Linked DNA regions of Mus musculus: regions 2 and 3 are each linked to region 1. A link is a loop called in an ENCODE intact Hi-C map of the cell type or tissue named here. Cell type or tissue: left cerebral cortex. All regions are shown on one strand.

The links. Hi-C counts contacts between places; a loop is a spot of excess contacts. Peaks named below come from ENCODE experiments on the same cell type or tissue, not always from the same donor. Only the 100,000 strongest peaks of a DNase experiment are listed, where the experiment ranks them.
Region 2: a loop joins it to region 1, with 5 times the contacts of the local background. A loop is called at or near these places in 12 of 42 quality-filtered maps.
Region 3: a loop joins it to region 1, with 6 times the contacts of the local background. A loop is called at or near these places in 32 of 42 quality-filtered maps.

Annotation. Positions count from the first base shown.
Region 1 is chr5:36,526,180-36,534,179 of GRCm38, reverse strand. The region is part of intron 3 of Tbc1d14 (TBC1 domain family, member 14); the gene reads left to right. Among named protein-coding and RNA genes, the nearest start is that of Gm32528, 18 kb to the right of the region's middle. In left cerebral cortex, a CTCF peak has its summit at 7,696; DNase peaks (open chromatin) are centred at 3,566, 4,301, 4,486, 7,629 and 2 more places; H3K4me3 peaks cover 1,799 bases; H3K27ac peaks cover 4,111 bases.
Region 2 is chr5:36,746,476-36,754,475 of GRCm38, reverse strand. It overlaps Bloc1s4 (biogenesis of lysosomal organelles complex-1, subunit 4, cappuccino), which reads left to right and starts at 5,797. Exons shown (of 1, transcript NM_133724.3): 1 at 5,797-7,102. The coding sequence starts at 5,831. The coding sequence ends at 6,478. In left cerebral cortex, a CTCF peak has its summit at 3,920 (motif pointing right); a DNase peak (open chromatin) is centred at 5,768; H3K4me3 peaks cover 1,895 bases; H3K27ac peaks cover 990 bases.
Region 3 is chr5:36,577,369-36,585,368 of GRCm38, reverse strand. It overlaps Tbc1d14 (TBC1 domain family, member 14), which reads left to right and starts at 2,972. Exons shown (of 14, transcript NM_133910.3): 1 at 2,972-3,014. In left cerebral cortex, CTCF peaks have their summits at 850 (motif pointing right) and 3,018; DNase peaks (open chromatin) are centred at 2,997 and 3,351; H3K4me3 peaks cover 2,018 bases; H3K27ac peaks cover 1,505 bases.

The DNA of each region.
Region 1 (8,000 bases):
TTTGTTTCAGAACCTTCCATGGATCTTCAAATCCTCGGATACTATAGTCCTTTTTGTAAAATGGTACTTAACACCACCATGTACTTAAACTATTTCTACATTTCTTACATTTCCTAATACAGTGTAACACTGTGTAAGAAGCATTGTGTTGTTTGGAGAGTTATGGCGTGGTCAGTCCAGGCATCTTGGCTTTCTGATACTTTTCTTTCTTGAGGGATGGTTTGATCTACAGTTGGCTGAATCTGAATGCAGATTCTGCAGACCACCTGTTGTTAATGAAGAAGCTAACATCCGTGCTGGTACATACTGGTGATACAGAGTCTCTCAGTGCAGACTGTCTCCTGGCTAGTGATCACATTTGGGCTGAATACGTATTCTTGGCTATGAATGTGGGTGGACCACCTCCGCCCAGTGCGCCCCAGCATATATTTTCCCTTCCCTGTTCAGGCTTCTCTGGCTTGCTTTCTGTTGCCCTAAGCCTTTGCTTGTGCCCTTCCTTCAGTGTGGTTTTGAAAGGTGGTCACAGCTCAGGCGTGTCTTCTCAGGTTCCCCTTGACCATCTAGTCTAAAGGGAGTTTATCAGGCTTCAGGGACTATTCAAAAATAGTCCCTGTACAGTGTCTTTCTCCTTCCTTCCTCCCTTCCTCCCTCTCTTCCTTTCCTTAAAGATTTATTTATCTGTTTATTTTATATGAGTACTGACTTCAGACACACCAGAAGAGGGTATTGGATCACATTACAGATGGTTGTGAGCCACCATGTGGTTGCTAGGAATTGAACTCAGGACCTTTGGGAGAGCAGTCAGTGCTCTTAACCGCTGAGCCATCTCTCCAGCCCCACGGCGTTTTCTAAATTGGGATTCCTTGTCCATTTGTTTGTGGCTTTACCATGTGTCTCTCAAGCAGCACCAGCTTGTGTTCAGGAGAGCAAGGGTCAGACTACATTTGCTAGTTAATGGCTTAGGAGGATGCTCAGCTTTAGTATGTGGTTAAGACCAGTTCAACTTTTTGAAAACATATATTTCTCTATAGTTTTATATATTGTTGCATAATTTCATTTTTTACATAGTGGCCTTTGGAGTTGCTGTTTAATAATTTACTGACCAGCACCCTAGATTAGACATTGAAGTTTTTCTTACAACTGTCATTTGGTTCTTATGGTATTCAGTATCCCATGAGGCTCTTGAAGCTTTGATCTGCTAGGAAGTGAACAGTGAGTCAGTCTTGTTTCCCTGACTTCAATGGGTAGAGATATCAGTGTTACAGATGCACAAACTGAGCAGATAGACCAAACACACTAACGGGGGAGGCATGAAGCCTGGGAATGCAGGATTCTATGCCAGTGTTTGATGGAGAAAAACGCTGAAAGATATACTTGGTCCTTTATGTTTCCCATGTTAGTAGAAGTCACCCTGCTCACTATCTCCTGGTATAACATGTAGTCAATTTATAAATGATATTCAGTTCTAAAATACGGTATAAAAATCACATGAGCCAGCACTGTTTTAGGGCATGTTTATAGTCATCTTGGATTTAACGTGAGTGAATCTGAGGACTCAGTTCTGGCCCCAGTTGGCTAACTTGTAAAGTGTTGGGTGGGCACTAAGCTTTGAAAGTCTGAGTGATGGTAGCGGATGGACAGGCTAAGGGGAACTTGCTCTCGTCACTGAGAACTGTTCTTCACCAGTGCTTAACCCGAAGGCTAGTCCACAGCATTCTTTCCAGAATGATGCTTTTAGCTGCCCTCCTGGAGACTGCAGTAGGGGGTGTCCTTTCCCGCCTCCGTTTTCTGTCCCTTCTTCTAGCACTGACGTAGCCATTGCCTGCTTGCTTGTCTGAGTGACTTAGGGCGAGGGCCTTGTTCTGCTTCATTGTGTACTTGCTAGATGACAGGCAGGAGAGCGGATGGATGGCTTCTTGTGACGGCACACTGACTCCACAAGCGCTGTGTGCCTCTGCCACGTGCTCACTGGACCCTCACCAGCTCAGTGAGAGAAGGTGAGTCTGTTGCGCATGGGATGACAAGTTGTCCATGCCACTGAAACCAGGCTTCGGGACCGTGCTGAGTCCCGCACGGGGTATTTCTGTAAGGGTGCACATGTTACCCAGCCTCCTCTCTCCTCTTTACTATCAGGAGCAGCCGTGACGTCTGCAACTTCTTTCAAAGGGTAAATGTTTTAAAAATAAGGTGAATACTGTAACATTTTTACTTTATACTCTGGGTAGAGCATGTGTATGTGTTCATTTTTTGAGCATTTGCACAGATTTGAAAAATCACACCCTCCCCTTTAAAGTAGTGAAATTGATCCCGGTGCCTTCCACACTGGGCATGCATGCTCCCCGTGGACTCCATGCTATCTACTCACTGTAAATGCACAGTAGTTCCTAATGTACAGTTACCCACCTGCCATTGTATGCAGTCTTGGGATATCTCTGTCATCAAATGTTTGCAGCCTGTCCCCATCCCTTCTCCAGACAAATAACCAGCTATATATTTGCCTTCTGACGAGATTTTATATAAGTGGCTCCACCCTGGCTGGCTTCCTGGCAGCTTTTGCTTCCACAGTGTTTCTGAGGCACACTGACCGGCAGCGCCGATGTGTGAGTAGTTTCCTCTTGTCACTGGTTCAGGGCTGATCATGTATTCCTCAGCTGGTGGACATTTGGATCGTCTTAGTGTTTGATTGGTACACAAATGCTGTCAAGTTTTGCGTGCGGAGCTTTTTATAGGTGGTTTTTTTTTTTTGGAGAGCTGCTCAGGTGTGTGGTTGGTGTATGTTGAAGTGTTAAGAAACTTGCTTCCAAAGTGGCCCTCTTGTTTTGTATTGCCCCAGAGAGGCCCAGCTTTTTTGCATGGGAGCCACTGTGGGCTATGCCAGTGTCTCCTGCTTTGTGAGGAGGTTCCTGTTGGAGAATGAATAATTAAGTTCTGAGTTGTCAGAAAACCAGTGGTGGGTGAGGTGCCTTGTAACTCCTACTCTGTGTGTCCGTGCGTGAGTGTGTGTGTGTCCAGGAAGGAAAGAGAACTATGTGGCGTTCTTGCTGACTTTGTTCCAGTGCTCTGGACTAGCCTACTCACTAGAAATAATTTTGGCCCTTAATACAGATTTGTGAAAATTTTTCTAAGGTGTAATTTACACTGGAGCCCTCTGACCTAAAGTTAATAGTTTTAATGAATGCATGTTCAGATAATGTCCAGTCACTCTGCAAAGTGTCAGGTGACCCTCCAGGTAACTTTCCAGAAGGAGGCTCTATCAGTATGTACTTTATGCTTATAACCGGCCAGCTTCTGAGAAGTGCTAAGTATATTTATGGAGTTTCTTTTGCTGACACATATTTCTTGCTTTTTTTTTTTTCCTATAATCTTACAATGTAGAACTTAGGCCTTTCTCTTCAGCATGCTGTCTTTTGCTAGCTCCCTTCTCTGTAGTTAGCACCCCCAAGGTTTCTCTGTGGAGCTGGGAGCTACACAATTGGCAGGGAGGCCTCTGAGCCTTGACTCAGCCAGCCCCGCCCCGTCTGTTGTGGAGGAGGTCCTTGACAGCTCGCCCAGCCCAACCTAGGAACACTGAGCAGGGATCCGGGAATCGCTGCATCTGTGAGCGATTGAGTGTCCTGCCGTTCCGGCCACCAGCCCGCCTCACCCGCCCAGTGTGGAGCTGCGTGTAGATCCGTGGTCCAGAGGCAGGAGCGAGGCTGGCCTCCACTCACTGGGCATGGAGCCGCCGGCCACGCGCCTCTGAGGCCTGGCGTTCATGGTGAGTCTTATGCGGGTCTGCCATCCCAGCTTGGCCTCCGCTAGTGTCTCGGCCTGCCCTTCCAGGCCTGCTTGGTCCTGTGCGGGGTACGTGCGGCTGTGTGCATGTGAGCCCGAGTGCAGGTGAGCGCACATCACATGCATCTGTGTTACCCACTAGCAGGAGCTTGCCGGGGACACCAGTGAGGCACCTCCTCCCCAAGGCCTGCCTTCTTTGTGTCTGCTGCTCGCAGGATTTTCTTTCAGGGTAAATTGTCCAGAGACCTCACTCTTCAACCCCATTCTTATTCCAAGAGCCACCGCTCCTTTTCCAGAGTCAGGTCAGTTTAGGCCAGGGGCCACCTAGAGATAGGATGGTCTTATTGAGGAGTCTGGAGGACAGGAGACTCAGGACAGACAGGAGCTGGGTTTCTCAGAGCCCAGTGCAGTTTTGGTACATTTCAGTTTCCCGTGCCTGTGTTAACTTTTGTGTTCTTGATGTTTGTAAGTAATTTGACCACCAGAGAAGGTCTCCTGAGAGCGGCTGTGCCCGGTGCCAGCATTCCCGGGAACTTAGAGAATGCTTTCTGGGAGGAGGGACTTTCCCGGTGTTCAGAGCCTTTACCTACTTGCCCTGGCCAGGTGGCCAAGGCTCTGTCACCATCACTGTCTTCTGGAAAGCTGAGCACCTGTAAAACCTGAGTGGGTCCCTCCCTCTTCAGATGGCAATACAGCTCCATGTCCTACAACAGCAGTCTTCTCTCAAACACTGCTTGTTACAGACAGCGAGGAGTAAAACCAGCCTGCCATGCCACGCGAGTCTCCTTTGTCTTTCTTACAACCCTTTTCGGAGAAATGTTGCAGGAAGTGATTTTATAGTAAAAGTGACAGCCATACGCCTGACGTTTCTGGCCTCTCCTTTGGGTACATGTCTCATATGCCTACTTGTTCTTGTTTAATCTTCCCCTTAACAGACAAAGGAGCCGGTATGGAGGGGAAGACAGTACTCAGGGAGGTAGTCCTCCGGGATGGCCCATCCTGCAGCTCCTCCGTGCTCCCTGCCGTGCTGTTGGCAGACTCGCCCTGTGCTGTCTCTTAAGTTAGTTTATGCTAGCCCAAGTACCCCATGGGATAGCCTATTCCAGACATAGGTCCTGAAGCCTGGACTTTATCAGCAGACAGATCCTGCTGCTGTAGATGGCTGAGTCAGATGTGAGCACAGGCCTGATTGATGTCCTGTCTTCTCGGTGGACTAATTGAGGAAGCTAGTGGGGGTCTGATCAGATTATCGACATTCTTGCCTATCTCTTTAGTTCTCTGGATAGTATTGATAGATAGCCATCTCTCTTCTCTTCCTCCTGGGAAACATTCTTCTATTGCTTCAGATCCAATCTTCTCTCCCTTTTAATACAAATCTGTCTGTTGCTGTGTGTGTGTGTTTGTGTATACATATGCACTCTCACACACACAAGACATGCACATGTATGTGTTCTGTCTCTTTTTTAAAACAAATCCCGTTGCCTGCTGACTTTTGTTTTCTGGTTCCTAGCCTTAGGCAGTGTGCAGATAAGATTTAACCATGTTTACACTCTCCTCCTCTTCTTTGGATTGTTCCACCAGCTGTGGGGAGCTGTGTGTTGAGACCATCGTGGCCAGGCAGAACAATTTTGACTCAGTATCAACTGTTTAAAATGCTCTTGCTAACCCATTGACCAGGGTCTGTGTCTGAAGTAGGCCATTCCATGAAGGGGAGACTTGGGCTAGCATAAACTAATGGAGGAAACAGCATGGGGTAGGTCTGCCATGATCAGCAGTGTCCAGGGAGGGCCATCCCCACCAGCACTGTGTGCACTTTGGTTATTGCTTGTCAGAAGGTTTGTCTGTCTGTCTGTCTGTCTGTCTCTCTCTGTCTCTCTCTCTCTCTCCCCCCCTCCCCCTCCCCTCCCCCTCCCCCTCCCCCTCCCTCTCTCTCTCCCTCTCTCCCTGCCTCTGGCATAAACCTTATCTATCTCTGCTTAAACAGCACAGGTACCGAGATGCTGTTTCTTGTTCCTTCTGGCCCTTTACTTGTTGTTTCTCACCTCTCTGCATCTCTCATGGTCTGCACTGTGCAGTAGCTTGTGCCTGTACTTACTTTCCCTGTACAGGGGCCCCTGCAAGGCTGTGGGTGAGGGTCTCATCCTCATGGTCTCTTCACGGATGAGCTTCTCCTTTTGTGTGGTCTTCTTCCCATTTTCCCTGTTAAATTTGCTTTGCTCATAGGCCCCGCCTGAGCTAAGGCCTTGCTCAGGCTTCTTGATGCTGCTTCTCTGAATTTGCTCATTCATCAGACTGCACCCTACAGATTCTCCCACGGTTAGCAGCTGCATTGGCCAGGTCCCATCCTTACTGGGATTTATTACCAAATGCTCAGGTCAGAAAGTTCATCCAGGTACTTCCAAACCAGGGGCTTGTAGCGTTTTTAAGTCTTTGATAACCAATTAAACTGACCTGCAGTAGGACTTTGAAGAACACTGTTCTAAATTGCTCTCTACTGGGATGATCAGGGTGGGCGAGGCCACAGCTGATTGTATGGGCAGTTTATTTTACTCATTGATCTCCAGGGCTTTTGATGAGCCCAGTGGTATAGAGAAGCATTGCTCAGCTTAAGGCCGAGAGACTCCCTAGCTTGTTTCCACGCTGTGACGTTCGATGGACAGATCCCAGAGATTTTACCTATTGGACAGAAAGCACTCAGCTCATCAGAAGACAGGCCGTCATTACAGTATACTACCCTGTTTAAGTCTCACAGTGGTCTGTCTTACCAGTAGTCCCTTCTGTTTATAATGATGGAGTGGAAGCAGGAGACAGTCCAGACTTGCCTAAGGTAAAGGCAGGGCTTAGATCTTGGTCATTTGAGGCTTTGCTCCTGCTGCATTGTGTATGGCCCTAGTCAGCACCAGTCAGGAGTGAGCATTCTTTCTCAGGCCTTAGAGTGAGCATTGTCCTCCTGTATCTGGAGCTGGTTTGTCTGGCTGCACAGAGAGCCTACTGTGGCCATCTCTGGGGGCTGTAGAAAAAGAACTCGGTTTGGGGCAGGACTTGTGATCATGCCAGCACCGCTCTGTTTGTACCAAACAGGTGCCGTATGAGTTTTTAAAATTGATTTATATTTTTATTTTATGTACATTAGTATTTTCCCCACATGTATGCCTGTGGGGACCTTCTCTCCAGGCCTCCATTTGGGTTTTTCAAAGACTCTACCTGGGATTTCAAGTTTTGGCAGGCCATGCTCTGTCATTAAAGCATGTGTCACTATGTGATGACCCTTGCCATTTGACCCCATTTGGCATGAACTGACTCAGGATTACAGGTTGTCAAGGTTGGAAGCTTTGTTGAGGCTGAAGGCAATGAGATTGCTTCCTATGGAGGCCTCCCTGTGAGCAGCTCACTGAGTTGGTGGGAAATGTCCCTAACGAACCCAGTGTTTAGAGTCTGATCAATTTCCCCATTCTCTGAAGAGCAAATCTGAGGGCCTCCAATATCCATTAGGATTGGGGTGGTGGTGGTGGCATCTTTTGCCTCCTGGGCTTTGTGTGCAGATTAAATCAACTCTGCTTGGGAGGCCCCTGGAATGTTCTTGGTACATCAACCTGATCAGCTGCCACTGCCACTGCTGTTACTTGAGTTAGTAACAAGTGCCTATTAACAAGACCTGATGCTTTGGCTTCTAATCAAGGCATTCCCTTCATTTTGCTTCTGTGTCCCATATCTTCGACTTGCAAACTTTGCTGGACTCTCTGATCCACGGTATTTTGAACTGCAGTGTTTCCCCTTGCATTCCACAGTCATTTCAGGTCTGAGGGAAAATGGAATGGTGCGTGCAACCCTGTCCCCATGCTGTAGGGCTGTACTTGCTGACTGACTGAAGTATGCGTGTCTCCCTGTTGCTGGCAGCAGCCTGTTCAGATAGTGCTTGTATCCACCTAGTGGCTGTGGGACCAGGCCACAGCCTGGAGAGTTCTGTGAGCATTCTTTGCCTGGATTTTAGCTGCTGGCTAGTGGGCCAATGTTTTCTTCAAGTTTCACCTCTGTAACCCGTGGAGGACTTGGTGTTTTCACTCCCAAACTACACATTTGCTTGAGTATAATCGCCAAGGAGGCCAGACCTCCTTAGGGTGGCAGTGCAGAGGGCCTGCAACCCCAACCCTGCACTTTGAACTTGTGTCCTGTCTATAAGGTGGGTGACATACTGATTGTTCAGGAGATCAGGTCAGACAGTGTCT
Region 2 (8,000 bases), 220 kb before region 1:
CTGGTGCCTTTGGAGGGGGTAGCATCCTTTAGAACCGAAGTTATGAGCCATATGATGTGGGTATGAGGAGCTGAACCCAGATCCTCTCCAAGATCAACAAACGCTCTTAACCACAAATGCCATATCTCCAGCCCCTATGTTATCAGCTTTTAAAATATGTATATGCCGGGCTGGAGAGATGGCTCTGTGGGTAAGAGCTCTTCCGAAGGTCCTGAGTTCAAATCCCAGCAACCACATGGTGGCTCACAACCACCGCTAATGAGATCTGACACCCTCTTCTGATGTGTCTGAAGTCAGCTACAGTGTACTTATTTATAATAATAAGTAAATCTTTGGGCCTGAGCAAGCAGGGACTGAGTGAGCAGGGCTGACCGGAGTGAGCAGGGTTGACTGGAGCAAGCAGAGGTCCTAAATTGATACCCAACAACCTCATGAAGGCTCACAACCAGATGTACAGCTACAGTGTACTCATATATATATAATAAATAAATAAATCTTAAAAATATTTTTAAATATGTATATGCTTGGTACTATGTATACATGTCTATGGTGTATATGATGTCTGCATGTGTGCTTGCACACAAGTGCATGTGAGTGCGCGTGTGTGTATGTAGAGGCCAGAGGTCAAAATCAGGTGTCTTTTTTATCAATATCAATTTTTAATTTTTGAGACAGGGTCTCTGGACGTGTTAGTTATTTTTCTATTACCTTTGTAACCAGACCTTAGCACAATTGACACCATAATGAAAGTATTATTGAAGCCTTGGAACCCAGCACATAGGCAGCAACACCTGCCAAATGAAATCAAAGACCTAAATCCATCGAAGTCCATGGTTCTGGGAAGTCCCTAAATGAACTAAACTTCCTTTTGGCTTCTGTAATTCCACTTCTGGCTAACTGTTCTTGTCAACTGAAGTATGTGTTTTGTGCTTAAAGGATCAGCCTGAAAATGTCTGGGGACTGCACTTGGACCCTGAACAACCAGCACAGCTAATAAAGATGCTCTATTGACCTCGTGTCCAAGAGGTCTTTGCTGATGGATACCTCATAACACCATGAGCAGACACCACGACCATGGTAACTTATAAAAGAAACCATTTAATTGAGGGTTCACAGCTGTAGAGTTCCATGACCATCACGGTGGGGAGCATGGCAGCAGGCAGGCAGGCATGGCACTGGAGCAGTCGCTGAGCGCTTACATTTGTTCCACAAGTGTGAGGCAGGTGATCCACAAGTAAGAGATAGCTAACTGGGAATCACACGAGCTTTTCTTCTGCCCCCCCCCCCCAATGTGTTACCATGGCACTCATGAGTACATGCACAAAAATAAATATACGTAATTTAAAAAATAAAGTCAGAATGACCTACCATAGCCTGGACAGAAGAGAACACAGAGAGATTGACTCTTCACACACATCAACATAATGGGAAATAAACCACCAAGACTTTGGGGTGTAGTGAGAGTTTTGGTTTCTTTTCTAAATCACAGACGTGGTATATGAGGCTGCTTCAGATCATTCACAACAGTAGGCTATCTGACTCGTGCATGTTCTGATAGGGACATGATTTTGCCAGTTGCAGATAGTTTAATTGTGAAGACTCTGGAGAGAGTATAAATGTCAGAGCCCAAAGATGGATGAGGAAGTGCTCTGAAGAGAGGGGAGGAGAAAGGAAATGGGGAGGAAGAGCGGAGGAGGAAGAGCAACTGTTCTTCCTATTGCTTCCTGCCCCTGCTGCCCTTCTAGAGAAAAGAGAGGAGAAGTTGGAGATATCCTGGCAGGAAGAAGACTGGACTTGTCCTATAAACTCGATGTCCCTAATCAGCTGGAAGTAATTTAAAGTGACCTAGGCCCCTCCCTCTAACCTTCTTTCTGTCCTACCTAGTGTCGATGTTGGAAGGGATTGGTGTGGAGAAGGGTGGTAGACATCAGAACCCAAATAAAATAGACTAAAAAACCCCACACCTACATTGGGGTGAGTGGTTACAGTACCTTTTTTGACTGATTGACAGTGCCAGGAAAGACCACTTGGACCTTCCCAGTCCTCTGCTGGGGTCACACCCAGTTCCCACCTGTACTTCTGTGTGGTTTCCTACCTCCTAGTCTCACGCTAACCCCTAAACTGAAGTTGAATAAGCTTTGTGATCCACAGGCATGAGCAGCATCCCCCAGATAATCAAAAAGTGTCGATGGCCCAGCAGTACCTGTCCAATAAAGAACACGGGGCCAGGGTGCAGGGCATGGAACATGAGGCGGAAGCAGCCACATTATATAATTTCATTTTGCACACCAGCCCAAAAGGGGTTCCCGTGTTTATTGTGAGCATGTATTTACTCTTATCAAATAATATTTATCAGTTCTAGGATCCAAAGCCTGCCTAGTTGGCTATGACTGTACACACAACTCTGGAGTGAAGAGACCCCACTGAAGTGCAGCCTGTGACAATGAACAATATTCTCAATGAAGACCTCCGACCCCTGCATACCTCCATGGCTCTGTCTCCCAGAGCACCTCCCCTCTGTAAATTGCCACCCATCAGCCATTTACCAGCCTGGAACTAGGGACTTCCACTCAGGCTGTTGTTCCCTGCCCCTCGGATATGGCACTGTTTCCTCTTTCAGGGTCACATTCTGCTTTCTAGGCCCAGAGAAGTCACTTGCTCTGAAAAGTTTCCCAATGCTCCCGTGCAGAAGTGACTCCCTTCTCTAGTTCTTGGGATACACCATAGAACCATGCCTACTTTTCATTTCTGTCTACCTCTGGCCAACCACATCTTGTGTTTGCTGGTGCCTTAGATAGGATCGCATCTCATCAGAAACCACCCCTGTAGAAAGGGAAAGGCTTGGGTTGGTGGAAAGCCTGAAGCTTGTTCCCACCGTATTGCCGTGGCTCCCAAAGCCATTCTCCCCCACAGTACTTACTGGGAATCTCACAAACTGTTTGAAGTTCACTCTGCTTGACCTTGAGGACTCAACGAAGAATGTCTTTTTGTTATTGTTGTTTGTTTGTTGTTTTTTGAAACAGAGTTTCTCTGTGTAGCCTTGACTGTCCTGGAACTCCACCTCTGCCTCCCAAGTGTGGGAATTAAAGACACATGCCACCACCTCCCAGTCAAAATTTAGCTTTCAACAGAAGTCTTTTAAGTCAAAGGCAAATGAACACTCAGCGAGTGCTCGGTTTGGACCTTGAATGCCTGTCAGATTTACTGCCTGGGTCCTGATACTGTCTCCCCCACTTTCTCCCCCATCTCTGTCCACCATCCATAATGTTTTTGTCTAAAGCCCCTCTGACAGTGAGGACTTCATGACAGTAAGATACTGTTGCTCCCTCTCCAAGCTTCATTACCATTTTGAATAGAGAAACATTACCATGTATTTTGCTGTCATCTGTGTGACCTCATCATTTTCTTCACAGGCTGAAAGGTGCCAGAAGATGATCAGGTTACACAGATGAACGCAAAATACACAGCCTTCAAAACATAGCAGAGCACGGAGAATATCTGAAACAACTTCCTCTAATGGAAGTTATCTTTGAAGACCCAAATGCATTGGAGATCTATCTTCATATCAAGGTCACCATGCAGACACCATAAGGAAGATTATCAAACCACTCAATGGAACAAAAATGTTGGTTCTAATAGGACAGTCACCCGAGGTGTGCCTGCCTAAGCATGGTGTGTTGGGAAATAGAAGAAAATCTAGACCACACAGCAGAACAGAGGAGAGTGTGAATGTAGCAAAGAGAAATAGGCAAGAATAAACCAGAAAGACGCTAAGGAAAGGCTACTAAGCCTTTCCAGGTGTTTCTAAAAGGCAAGTATGCCACTCAAGGACAGTGGCTTAAGGAAGTAGCAGCCTTTAAAAAAAAAAAAAAAAAAAAAAAAAGTGTACTCTATCTGCAGTTACACTTGCATGCCAGAAGAGGGCATTAGATCCCATTACTGATGGTTGTGAGTCACCAAGTGGTTTCTGGGAATTGAACTCAGGAGCCAGTGCCATCTCTCCAACCCTGGAATGGAAGTAGCATTTTTAAGAGCAGTTAGTATTTTTTTCTTTATTATTATTTTTTAATCCTGGGCTATGAAAGGCTGATATTCTTTGTCTCCGTGGCAAGTTCTCCCCGCGATGTGTTTCAGGTTCACAGCGATAGACTCCAGTCAGCTGACCCAGATGGACTGACATGATGGAGAACTGAAGCAGCTTGTAGCTTTCTCTATTTTGTTGCTCAAAGTTGTTTTTCTTCTCTAATTCCTAATTCCCAGTGGGAAAAGAGGTCATGTGAGCTCTACCCAGAGAGAGGATGTGTTTAACACCTAACAAAACTCCAACCACCCAGTCTTTTGCAGGATGCGTGTGGGTACCTGCCTGTGTATGAGTATGTCAATAGTAAACAGCCAACACTTTTCCTAACTGTTCCCTATTGGGGATCTGGTTTACGTCTCCTGACAATGGGGTCCAGGCCATTTGGACAAAATACCCACTACAAATCCCATCAAGACAAGGGCATCTCTACTTTATGCCTGTCTTCACTTGACAATGTTGAAGAATAAGGCCCTAAGTTTCCCAAGGACCTGCCAGACTGCATGGGTCTCAGAGACGCCACCTTGGATGTTTCTATGAATATTAAGAATTTATTCCTACCTTGTTTTTGTGTTTGTTTGTTTGTTTTTCTGGTAGCATTGTGATGGAATCCATGCTTGGGTGAGAGTACTTCTTTTGTGAGGAGGCTGAGATGACCACTCGTTAGGTTGACTTTTGTGTTCCACTGTTCTTGCTTTTGCTTACAGTTTATTTTGCTATCGCTGGTAAGGGAAAAGAGGCAGGCTGGAGCCTCACATGGGTGCTGGTGGGTACTACACAGTGGATAGATGTGGGAACAAGTCTAAGAGAGCTGTGAACTTACTGTGAACTACGGATAGGCCATTGTGTGGGATGTTCTTCCCACAAGGTGGCCTTCTAGAAAGAATTACATAAACTGTGATAAGAGGATACGCAAGGACGTGCAGGAAATGCCCTGGCATGTCCCCGTTATCTCTGTGGGAAAGACAAATAGGAGGGATATTCTTGGCTCTTTTCACAAGACCAAAGATGATAACACCAGGTATATTTTCTGTACTTGTATTTGCTAAAACTAATCATAAATGTCACCTCATATTTTGCTTCCTTTAATAATAAAAATGAGAAGTTCTTTGTATTATTCTTGAGCTCAAACACCTGGAGTCCCCCAGTTCCTAGACAGGGCTTTGGAATATCCTTCCATCTACGGAGATTTAGCCTTGGCTGGCTACAGGGCAGGTGGAGCAACAGAGGTAACCTGCTGTGACGGTATGGACAGCCTCAGCTCTGCTTCAATGTATTTCTCTGACACTATCATTTGTCAATTTACCACCAATCTACCTATCATTCCATTATCTATTGATCTGTCTGTCTGTCTGAGACAGAGCCTCACTACAGGACCCTTGGTGGCGTGAAACTGGCCAGGCTGGCCTTGAATTTAAGAGATTTGTCTGCCTCTGACTCCTGAGTGTTGCTACCAAAGGCCTGTGCCACTGGTCTAATCTATTTGTCATCTATTATCTATCTGCCATCTACCCATCTTTCTATCTATCCTCTAATCGTCTGTCACCCTCTTTGGATTACTAACTTGTGCAAACTCTGCTGGCACACACTACGAACGCACCGACAAGCCAGCCAGAAGCACTGCGGGCTCTCTGGGCATGTGGATAGTAGGCTTGGCTACTTGTTAGGGGCGTGACGTCTTTAGGAGGCGCCGGAAGCAGGCATCTCAGACCGTAACGCAATCGCTCAGCACCGGAAGCGGCCGAGCGGGCCATGGAGGAAGGACCCGCCGTCGGAACCCTGTCTCGAGAGGTCTCTACCGAGGAGGCCGAGCCGTTGGGCGCCGCGTGGAGCGGGGACAGCGGCCACGTCTCGCAGAGCCACAGCAGCGCGTCCGGGCCGTGGGACGATGACGGCCCCGAGGACGCGCCGGGCCGCGACCTGCCGCTGCTGCGCCGCGCCGCCTCGGGCTACGCCTCCAGCCTGCTGCCCAGCGCGGGACCGAGGCCAGAGGTGGAGGCGCTGGACGCCAGCCTGGAGGAGCTGCTGGCCAAGGTGGACGAGTTCGTGGGCATGCTGGACATGATCCGCGGGGACTCGTCGCATGTGGTGGGCGAGGGCGTGCCCCGGATCCACGCTAAGGCGGCCGAGATGAGGCGCATCTACGGCCGGATCGACAAGCTGGAGGCCTTCGTGCGGATGATCGGGAGCAGCGTGGCCAGGATGGAGGAGCAGGTCGCCAAGGCCGAAGCCGAGCTGGGGACCTTCCCGCGGGCCTTCCGGAGGCTGCTGCATACCATCAGCGTCCCCGCTCTCTTCAGGTCGGCGCCCAGCGGGCCCCAGCGCGCGGCGTACGAGCCGCCAGTCCTGTTTCGGACCGAGGACCACTTCCCTGGCTGCGGTGACAGACCGCAGCTCTGAGCGTGTGCGCCTCCACCGCATGAGGACTCCAGCGAGACTCTTGTCCCAAGTGTTAAGAAATCCTGTGAACTGGCGTATGTGATGCCGGGATGTGAAAGGTTAAAGTTTATTTTCTGCAAACGACTTGACATCGTCAGTATTCGATGCCAAGAGTGTAGGTCTCTATGTCTTCCAGTTCGGATTCGAAAGCTCTTTGGTGGGGACCTGGGGAAGCCAACTGAATTAATTTATCGGTGCAATACGGCAGAGCTGTTATTTTTATGGCCTTTATTACAGTGAACAGTGTTTCCTTGTTAAGATTTATATATTTATATGATCAAAAGTGCCCAAGAAATTAAAGCTGTATTATTAAATCCTAACAGTGGTTCAGTTTTCTGTAGCCTTCTGGGATAGATAGTAAATTGTTTTGTATTATATTCAATTTTCTATGGTGTAGACTGTAAGCCAAAGGAAAGAAGACAGTTTCTTAAGATAGCAAACTGGGCGTTTTGTTGCAGGGAGTCCTGAAGTTGTATTTGACAGTTTGACTGGAAGCTTAGTTTATCAAAGCAAGAATATTAATGTATGGTTGTCAGTGTTCTATTTATAGCACATCAATTAAAATGTTAAATTTCTTTGGCAGAGATTTCCTTCTGGAGATTATTTACCATAGTTTGTTTGGAAATGAGCCTGTCGTTCATGTTTTTAGTAGTGGGGTAAGAAAAGGCAACTTCCTTCTTTGGAAGGTTTGTGTGAAGAGCCAACCTCGCTGCTCTTCTCACAGTTCTGCGGTTCTTCCCCCGAGTCTCGTTGAGCAGAAGGGTTTTGTTCTTTCACTTTGGGGCACACGGGTCCCTTACCAACAAACTACTATTTCCTAAGTTGGTTCTCCCAGGTAGTACTCAGCTGAGTCTCTTGCTGTCTGTCAGGGTAAAGTCGGTAATGGAACCAGATGTGATAGCACACATTTGCAATCCCAGCACTCAGGAGTCGGAGGCAGGAAGATCAGAGTAGCAGGATAACCTGGGCTGTAGAGTAAGCTCCAGGTCAGCCTGGGTAGTTAAGAAGACCATATATCAGTAAATAGATGACTTAGCCAGGTATGGTGGTGCACGCCTTTAATCCCAGTACACAGAAGGCAAAGGCAGGTGGATCTCTTAGTTTGAGGCCAGACTGGTCTACATAGTGAGTTCTAGGAGAGCCAGGGTTACAACCCTCAGTAAATAAATGTGATAGTATTATCTCCTTTTGCTTTTCATGGGCCTTCTGTGTTGTATGGTGACATATTTTTTTTCATTTGATTTGTAGTTCACATCAAGAAACAGGTTTAAAAGCTGAGGGGACAAGTGACCTACATTTACTGTTCAGAATCTAGTGGGTGCTACTAGAAATTATTAATATATTTTTATGACAGTCAATGAATGTGAAAATAGAGTTCCAGGACAGCCTGTGCTAAAGAGTAGCACCCTGTCTCAAAAAACACCAAAAAAAAGATTGCTTTCGTAAGGTTTTAGAGAGATGGCTCAGCAGTTAAGAGCATGGT
Region 3 (8,000 bases), 51 kb before region 1:
GTTGGACAATTTCTCTTCTTGTATGACCATTGCTTCAACTATTTTGACCTTGTTCAATCTTGAAATAATGTGGGGAAGGGAGGGGCTGTGTGCTTCAGAGATGGGGATGGGGACAGGGACAGAATCTGAGGAGTTAGTCAGTCAGAGTCTCTGCGAAGCTGGTATTTCTGTCCACAAGTGAGAGGTTTGCAGCCATCAAAGAAGCCACACACCAGCACCAGGGCAGTCCTTCTGGAACCCTCCAGCAAAGCCTGAAGGGGAAGAGGTGGAATAGTTCCCCCAGGGTTCTGCTGGGAGAGCTGTCAACTTGAAGAGGGGTGTTTTCTCTGTATCTGGGAGCTAGAAGTGTAAGGTTCTGAGGGGGTAAGTGTTAGGTTCTAAGGGGGTAAGTGTTAGGTTCTGAAGGGGTTAAGTGTTAGGTCCTGAGGGGGTTAAGTGTTAGGTCCTGAGGGGGTTGTTAGGTTCTGAGGGGGTAAGTGGCTGCGGAAAGTGACCACACCCCTTAGTGCAGTTCACTTTGTTTTTGTTTCAGACGCAAGTTACAATGAGGCTTTATCTAGACCGCTTCTGGGGACTGATGGCAAAAGGTAAGACATAGGTTACATCAGAGGGATGCAGGGTAAGGAGGAGTTCCCAGAGAGAAACCAGGGCTCTGGCACCAGGCTACTGAGGGTGAGGCAGGGTCAGAGGGTGCCAGCTGCAAACCTGCCCACCACAGAGAGTTGTTGATTCCAGAGACAGGACAATGGTCCCTTGTCATCTCAAGGTTCGGTGTTTGTTTGTTTTTTCTAATATTAAAAAAAAAGTCTTTATTTCTTTAATGGATGAGTGCTCTACTGCATATACATCCACAGGCCAGAAGAGGGCATCAGATCCCCTTGTAGACGGTTGTGAGCCACCATGTGGTTGCTGGGAATTGAACTCAGGATCTCTGGTCAAAAGGACAGTGCTTCTAACTGCTGAGCCATCTCTTGCCCTTTGAGGGCAGGTTTTTAAACTGATACTCAAGCATTATGGCTGGAAGGTGAGGAGTCGTGAGGACTCCTGTGCGTATCCAATACGAACGAATCCATTGTGCTGAAGTTTGAAATGAGACTGAAGCCAGTTCCTGCTTCCCAGTCAGTGTTTAAATCCAGCTGTGAGGGCACCAATGGGTGTGATGGAACCTGGCATTGTTTTCAGTTCAAACTGCCAGGAACTTAAGCACCTTTGAAATTTCTATTATGTAGCAAATCCTGAGGGATGCCCTGCAAGTCTCTCAGCTCTCTGCAAGCCAACAAAAGACTGCCCAGTCCATTTAAGCCTCTACCCTCCTGCCATTGTAAGTTGGTGCTTAGAGTAATTACAGTCATGATCCAGAAAGGGAAGTTGAAGCCAGTGTCTATCAAGTAGTTTGTAGGCTCCTAGAATGGCTAGAGTCTGGAGTCCCCCAGCCCAGCAGACACCCTACTTGGATGGGTCTCACGATGAAAGTCAATGCTGTCAGGCTCTCAGGTAGACCTTCTTCCTGTGCATTGAACAGGCACAGGGCTGGGCTTATTTAGCTGAAGGCTCTGGTGTGATGGACTGAGAACCTCATGGCCTCAGGTGGCTGGGTGGGACCCGACATTGTTTCCTTGTGAAACAGCACATGCCATGTGGAAGTTTAAAAGTTACAACACATGTGCAGACCCAAGACACTCAGATATGGCTCGACTCTTGGTCTGTTTCTTCTCTCCTCCCTACCCTCCTTGGAACTGAAGTCAGGCCACTGAGCTATCCCCCAACCTCTCTCTGTCTTCTTTCATCCCTGGGGACGGTGTGCATTTCATAGCTTTTGATATAGCCTTGGTCTTGTAAGCCCTTCCTCTGGACTGTGTTCAGATTTGTGAAAATATTTTAAAATATTTGAGAGAGTTGTACAGAGGTTGAACCATCACCTAATGTTTTGAAATGAATGTACAATTGAAACAAAAGTGGTGGTACATTCCTATAATCCCAGAACTGGGGAGGTAGACTCGGGAGGATCAGGAGTTCAAACTCATTGTTTTCTAGGTTGCAACTTTGAGGCTAGCACAAACAGAACTGTAACCAAGACAAATGGATTTCCTCCTGCTTGCTTCCAGGTACCTGCCAGGGCAGGGAAATTCCTCTTCCTGTAGGACTGTGATGGTTCCAGCCTCATGTGATGGTTCCTGGCTGAAATGCAGTCAGGTTTTAAAGGGGCTTGTTTGTGTTTGTAAATTTTCGGGGTCTGACAACTCCTAGAATAAACCCAAATCATCCCAAGTACCCTTTGTATGGATCCAACAAACACTCATGTCTCTGCTTTTTGAGGCTTAGGAAACGAGTGCAGGTGAGTTCAGGAAGGGAAATGCAGCACAATGACCTGGCCTGATAGAAGACATCCTCCATAGACATCTGGCTTAACTCTGCTCAGCTCTAGCTGACTTCTACCTCCTGAATTATACTTTTTCATAGATTGTGTCTCTGTAATTTTTGCTACTTAAAAAGGTAAAATGTGCATAAAGCCAGGTGTGGTGGCACACACCTTTAATACATAGGTGGATCTCTGTATCTCAGGCTAGAGAAAGATGCTGTCTAGTGAGGCCTCTTCTAGTTCCTAAGCGAGACCATCACACAACTTTCAAAACACACTGATGATGAACCCTGTCTTGTCACCTCCTGAGCCTGCTGGGCGTTGTATACTGAAATATTAAAGTGAAGACAAAAGTTGGCGAACTACAGCGCTAGGCACTAAGCGCAATGAAACAGTGATCAGAAAAGCCCGTTTGACAGGTGACAGGCTAAGGCTATACCGGGAGGGCATTCCAAGGTCAATGATCTGTAACCTGCGCTCACGTGTACCCCTAAATACTCCCGTGGGCTGTTAAGACTCCCCCAGCTGCTGGACAGGGGCGTCCCATCGATGCGCTCCGCCGCTCGGCTCCCCACGCCTGGATCAGCCCCATGCGCTGCTTTCCCCCTCCCTCCCACTTCCCACTTCCAAGATGGCCGCGGGCGGAGCCGACCAGGTAAGGGGCCTCCGCCAGGCGTCTGCGGTGCCGGTATGGACACTGTGACTCTCTCGGAACTTTCCTTGCAGCCCTTCCTGGGCCTGAGGACAGAAAAGGGCCAGGGACACAACTCCCGAAACCCAGGACGGATACTTGGCAGGCCGGAGGAGCAGCGGTAGTAAATAGCAGGCTCCTAAGCTCTACGGAGCTGCGGCGGGGGGCGAGAGCCCTGGCGGAAGAGCAGTGGAAGCTTAGCGGGGGCGTGGCTAGGGAGCGTGAGGGCGGCGATAGGGAGCGCGGGGCGTGGTAACGCTCCTGTCCCCCGGAGTGTGACTAGGGACGAGCGTGGGGTGTGGCTAGTGAGCTCTCGGGGGCGTGGCTCTGGAGTGCGGGGCGTGGCGGTACGCCTGAGGCCCTGGGAGCGAGCGATTTGCGTTGGGTGTTGGGCTAAAGAGGCTCAGCGGAAGGGAAGAGAAGCAGCCTTGTGGGGGCGTGGCTGCGTGGCGTGGGCGTGGCGGGGGTGGGGTCTGGCGCTGGCTGCTTTTAGCCGCGGGCGGCCGGCAAGCACCTGCTGAGGCTGGGCATCTGCGGAGTCTACGCTCTTAGCCCAGCGAGTTGCGGGCCCCACGGGGCCTGGGCTGCGGGCCACGGGCCGGGGAGATGGCGTTGGAGCTGCGGTAGCTCGGGTACTGAGGGGGCTCTGCAGGGTCAAGCTGAGAGGTTGCGGATGGCTGACCGCTGCCACCTGCTGCTGCGTCGGCCAGGCAGGGAGGTCTGAGAGGGCGGCTGGGAGGGCTGGGGTCCGGCTGACGTGCGACTGCCCTCGGCCAGCGCTTGTCGCGACGTGCGCCTTTTCCAGAACTTGGTGAAAAGTTTTCTCCTCAGATGTGGTGCTGCGAGCTGTAGAGGTGTCTGCTCTGTGCGCCCTGAGCCAGCGTCCTCAGACCCCTGTCCTGTTCACATCTCTGCCTTTACTCCTTTTCAGACCCTGAGGTATTCAGATCTCTGTCCTTCTCAAACCCCTCTCCTGTTCAGATCCTGGTGCTCCTCAGACCCCTGGCCTCTTCAGATATGGTCCTCAGACCCCTGATGTGTCTCGGATCTCCATCCCCCTAAGACGTTTTTTCCCAAATCTTGCTAAAGTTTTCTCAGACCGGAGGCTACGATTGGCTCGTCCAACTTTCACGGGGCTGTGGGCTACCAACCGAGTTTGCTCTGAGGATCTGAGCCTGTATCTTCCTCAGATCTCTGACCTGTTCAGACCTCTGTCCCCTTCAGTCCTTCCTCCTCAACCCTTTGTGGTGTGTTCAAATCTTCTTCCTCCCCATGCCCAGTTCTTCTCAGACTGCCAAACCTCTTAAATCTCCTGACCCACTGGGTCCTCTCTGACCTTGGGCCTCCTTATCCTGGTCCTGGACTGCAGAAGGTCCTTCAGGAAGGGACTGTAGACCCCGCTCTACTCAGACTCATTTCCTGGGTTATGTCCTCCTCAGATCTTCTACTCTCTGGCTGTAGGACCCGTTTTATCTCTAGAGACCCTCACAGTACTGGGCATATTGGTAGGCTAGAGGAACAACCTGACCTCTGCCCCAAGCCCTACTCAGGATCTTGTCACCCCTTCTGGGGCTTGGCTAGATTTCCAGAGGGTGCTAACCAGCACAGACTCCTGATGGAGCCCCAGTGAGGCTGAGAATGTCAGAGATACCATCTGACCAGGCCTAGTGAAACTTGAAACTGCCTCTCTCTGAAAGTAACATAGATAGGATCTTTATCTTCCAGGAGGAATTATAAGATTTGCTCTGTAGGAGTCTGTGTGCACTATTGCAGTTTGTCATTTCTGGAGGTTCTGGCTATTCTATGAGTATTTCATGTCCTCTGACTGAGGAGGGAGTCCTGGTGTTTGGGGGCAGACTTTGGGAGGCTGGGTTGCCTGTGGCTGTTGGCAGATCTGCTAAAAGGACTTAGCTAAATTTTGTATCAGTCTTGGCACACTTACGTGCCAGTGCCAAACTAAGACTCAAGTTTGGTGCTGCCTCCCCGTCTTCCAGCTCTTAACACCTTTGTGTTACAAAGCCCAGGCAGTTACTCTGTGCACACAGGGCTTCTTCCTGCTGCTAGCATCTCTCCTCACACATGCTCTGCTTGCTCTGTTGTGTGGGTTTGACCCATTGACATCTGAGCTCCGTGATCCTGATGAGACCCAGCTGTAATGAGAACCTGGCGAATACCTGCTGCTCCTGGGTTTATTGGGTGCACTCTTCTGGAACGGTTAAGAGAAGGAGGTGTGACTGTGGGAGATGAGGTGAGGGAGACAGAGGTGGGATGCAGACTGAGGCTGGTGTCACAAGACAAGGCTCTGCTTACCCTGATGTCCTCGGTGGCCCCAGCTGGCCATGGCACACGCGCGCACGCGCGCGTGTGCGTGTGTGTGTCTGTGTGTGTTTAGCACCTTTCTTGCATGAGTTAGGCTTGCTTTCTTTTTGTTTTTGTCCTCTGCCCTCAGCCCATCCTCTTACATTCAGCATCTCACTTGGCTCCTGGGGCTCTGTGTCTCTTTAGCACCTTCAGTTAGCTCTGACTCCTGTTATGCAGAGAGAGTTTCTTCTCTCCCTCCTCTACCAGACCTTGTGTAAGCCTCTCTAATAGTGAGGAGGACATGGCTTCAGGGAGCCTTGTCTTAGAGTCTGACTCCTGATAGGTCAGAGATCCTTAACTTTGTGTTCCCATCCTCAGCACTGAGCATCTTTGCCACATGATGTGGGACCTTGGAGAGGATTTGCCAGAATAGGCATTTATATATGAAAAGAGTTTAGGAAGTTGTGTATGTATTGTCTCCTGATGTTTGCTTTAGGACTAGATGTAAGTAAATGTCTTAGGCCAGGAGTGTTGAAACTTTTTGGCCATTGAGCTAGAAGACTCTCAGGAGTAGGTCAATGTGGGTAATTTCATTTTTCCTTGGGAAAATTGAGGCCCAGAGTTCAATCAGTGCCACAGAGCATGCATGAGGAGAGATGCTAGTAGCAGGAAGAAGCCCTGTGTACACAGGGTGACTGTGTTGGGGCTTTGCAATGCAAAGGTGATAAATAGTGGGCCTGAGCTGGCTGTCCATCTTGTGCCAAGATGCCGCCAAGATCTTCTAAGGCTTAGCTTAGGCCAGGCATGGTTCTGAAAGCATCGTGTGACTTTGTTCCCCTAATCTTGCTAACTGCCTGATAAGGTTAAGGTTCCTCTTGACTTCATTTTGCAGTGGAACAGAAGCACATGAAGTTAAAGTAAACTGAGGTTACATAGTTGGCAAGTGGAGGAGCTGGAATTTGAATCCAGGTAGTCTGTTCCAGAGTCTATAGCTCCTCCCATCCTACTTATTTTAAAACTATCTTATAAAATTACATTTATTATTTATTTGTGTGTGTGTGTCAGGGGACAATTTCTAATCAGCATTCTCCTTTTACTTGTGGTCCTTAGGATCGAACTCAGGTTATTAGGCTTGGCAGCAAGCACCTTTACCAACTGAGCCATTACTATGGCCTTAAAAACGTTTATACATTTTTACTATTGTTGTGTTTATGTGGTGTGTGTGTATGTGTGTGTGGTCGAGTGTGCATATACTGCATATGTAGAGTTGGAGGACAGCTTTTGGAGTCAGTTCTCTTTGTACCTTTCTGAGCATTCCAGGGATGGAATTTAGGTTGCCAGGCATGCACAAGAAGTGCCTTTACCCACTGAGCTGTCTCACTGGCCCCACTTTAAAAAGTTTTGGGGCCTAGAGAGATGGCTCAGCATTTATAAGCACTTGCTGCTCTTCCAGAGGGCCTGGGTTCAATTCCTAACATCCACATGGCAGTTCGCCTGTGTAACTTCAGTTCTAGGGGATCCATTGCTCTTTTCTGACCTTAGTAGGCACCAGGAACTCTGGTGCACAGACATATATGGAGGCAAAATACTCATATGGGTACAATAATGTTTAAAGTTCATTTCTATTAGCACTACCATATAAAATAGTAAAAATTGTTAAGTGTTTGGCTTACCAATTATCACAAAGTTGAGGATGTGTATTTTTGAGTATTCCAGCAGGCCTTGTGTGGGGCTCTGATGTCATACCTGGCATGAATCTATACCTTCCCTTCAGCAACTTGGAACAGGTTGCTCTCTTTACATTTCAGTGTCTACAGTGTACTTAGCATACTTGTGACTAGGTTGTATGGCCCTTCACATGTAGCACATGGTGAGAGCTCAGAGTGGTCTCTTCTGTTAGGAATTAAGCATGCCTTACTCCCAGTGCTCTGGAAGCAGAGGCAAGCAGATCTCTGAGTTTGAGGCCAGCTTTGTCAATTAGTGAGCTCCAGGCCAGCTAGAGCTACTTACTGAGTGAAAGAGACTCTTTCTCTCAAACAAAGAATTAAAGAGTTTTAATTATGTTGCCTTTGTGAAGTGGTCTGCATATCTTCCTAGTCCATCACAACTTCACAGGTGTCTGTTTAGTCATTAAATGTGGCTAAGGAAGAACACTCCATATATTCTGTCCTTAATTTTAAGGGTCTCATGTTGGTCTTTTAATTATAGCACCTTTGGCCAGTGTAAGTTAAGTGCCTTTCTTTAGGGCTTTGAGGGAGCCTTGGGGATTCTCAACAGTTTGAAGTCTGCAATGCTGAAATATATGGATGAAATGGTTCACCCAGAACTTCAGGTACGTTGCCATTCACCCTCCAGAGGAATATATATGCTTAGGAAATGGTTTTAGGACTGTTTTTGCCTGAAAAATAACCTATGTAAAAAGAAAAAAACTTTTATAATCGACTTCCATTTTGCACAGTGGCAGTACAAAGAGTGACCAGGGGGCTGCCTCCTACTCGAATCAGATCCAGGTTAGCCCAGCATGGCTGCTGTCTTAGCCCTGGTTCTTAGTCTGGAGCTGAGATTGCTGGCACTCGGCTAAGCAGATGAGTGTGAAGGTAAAATGGTGTCATGCCCAAGCACTCGAGACCTAGGACTATCCTGGTCCCT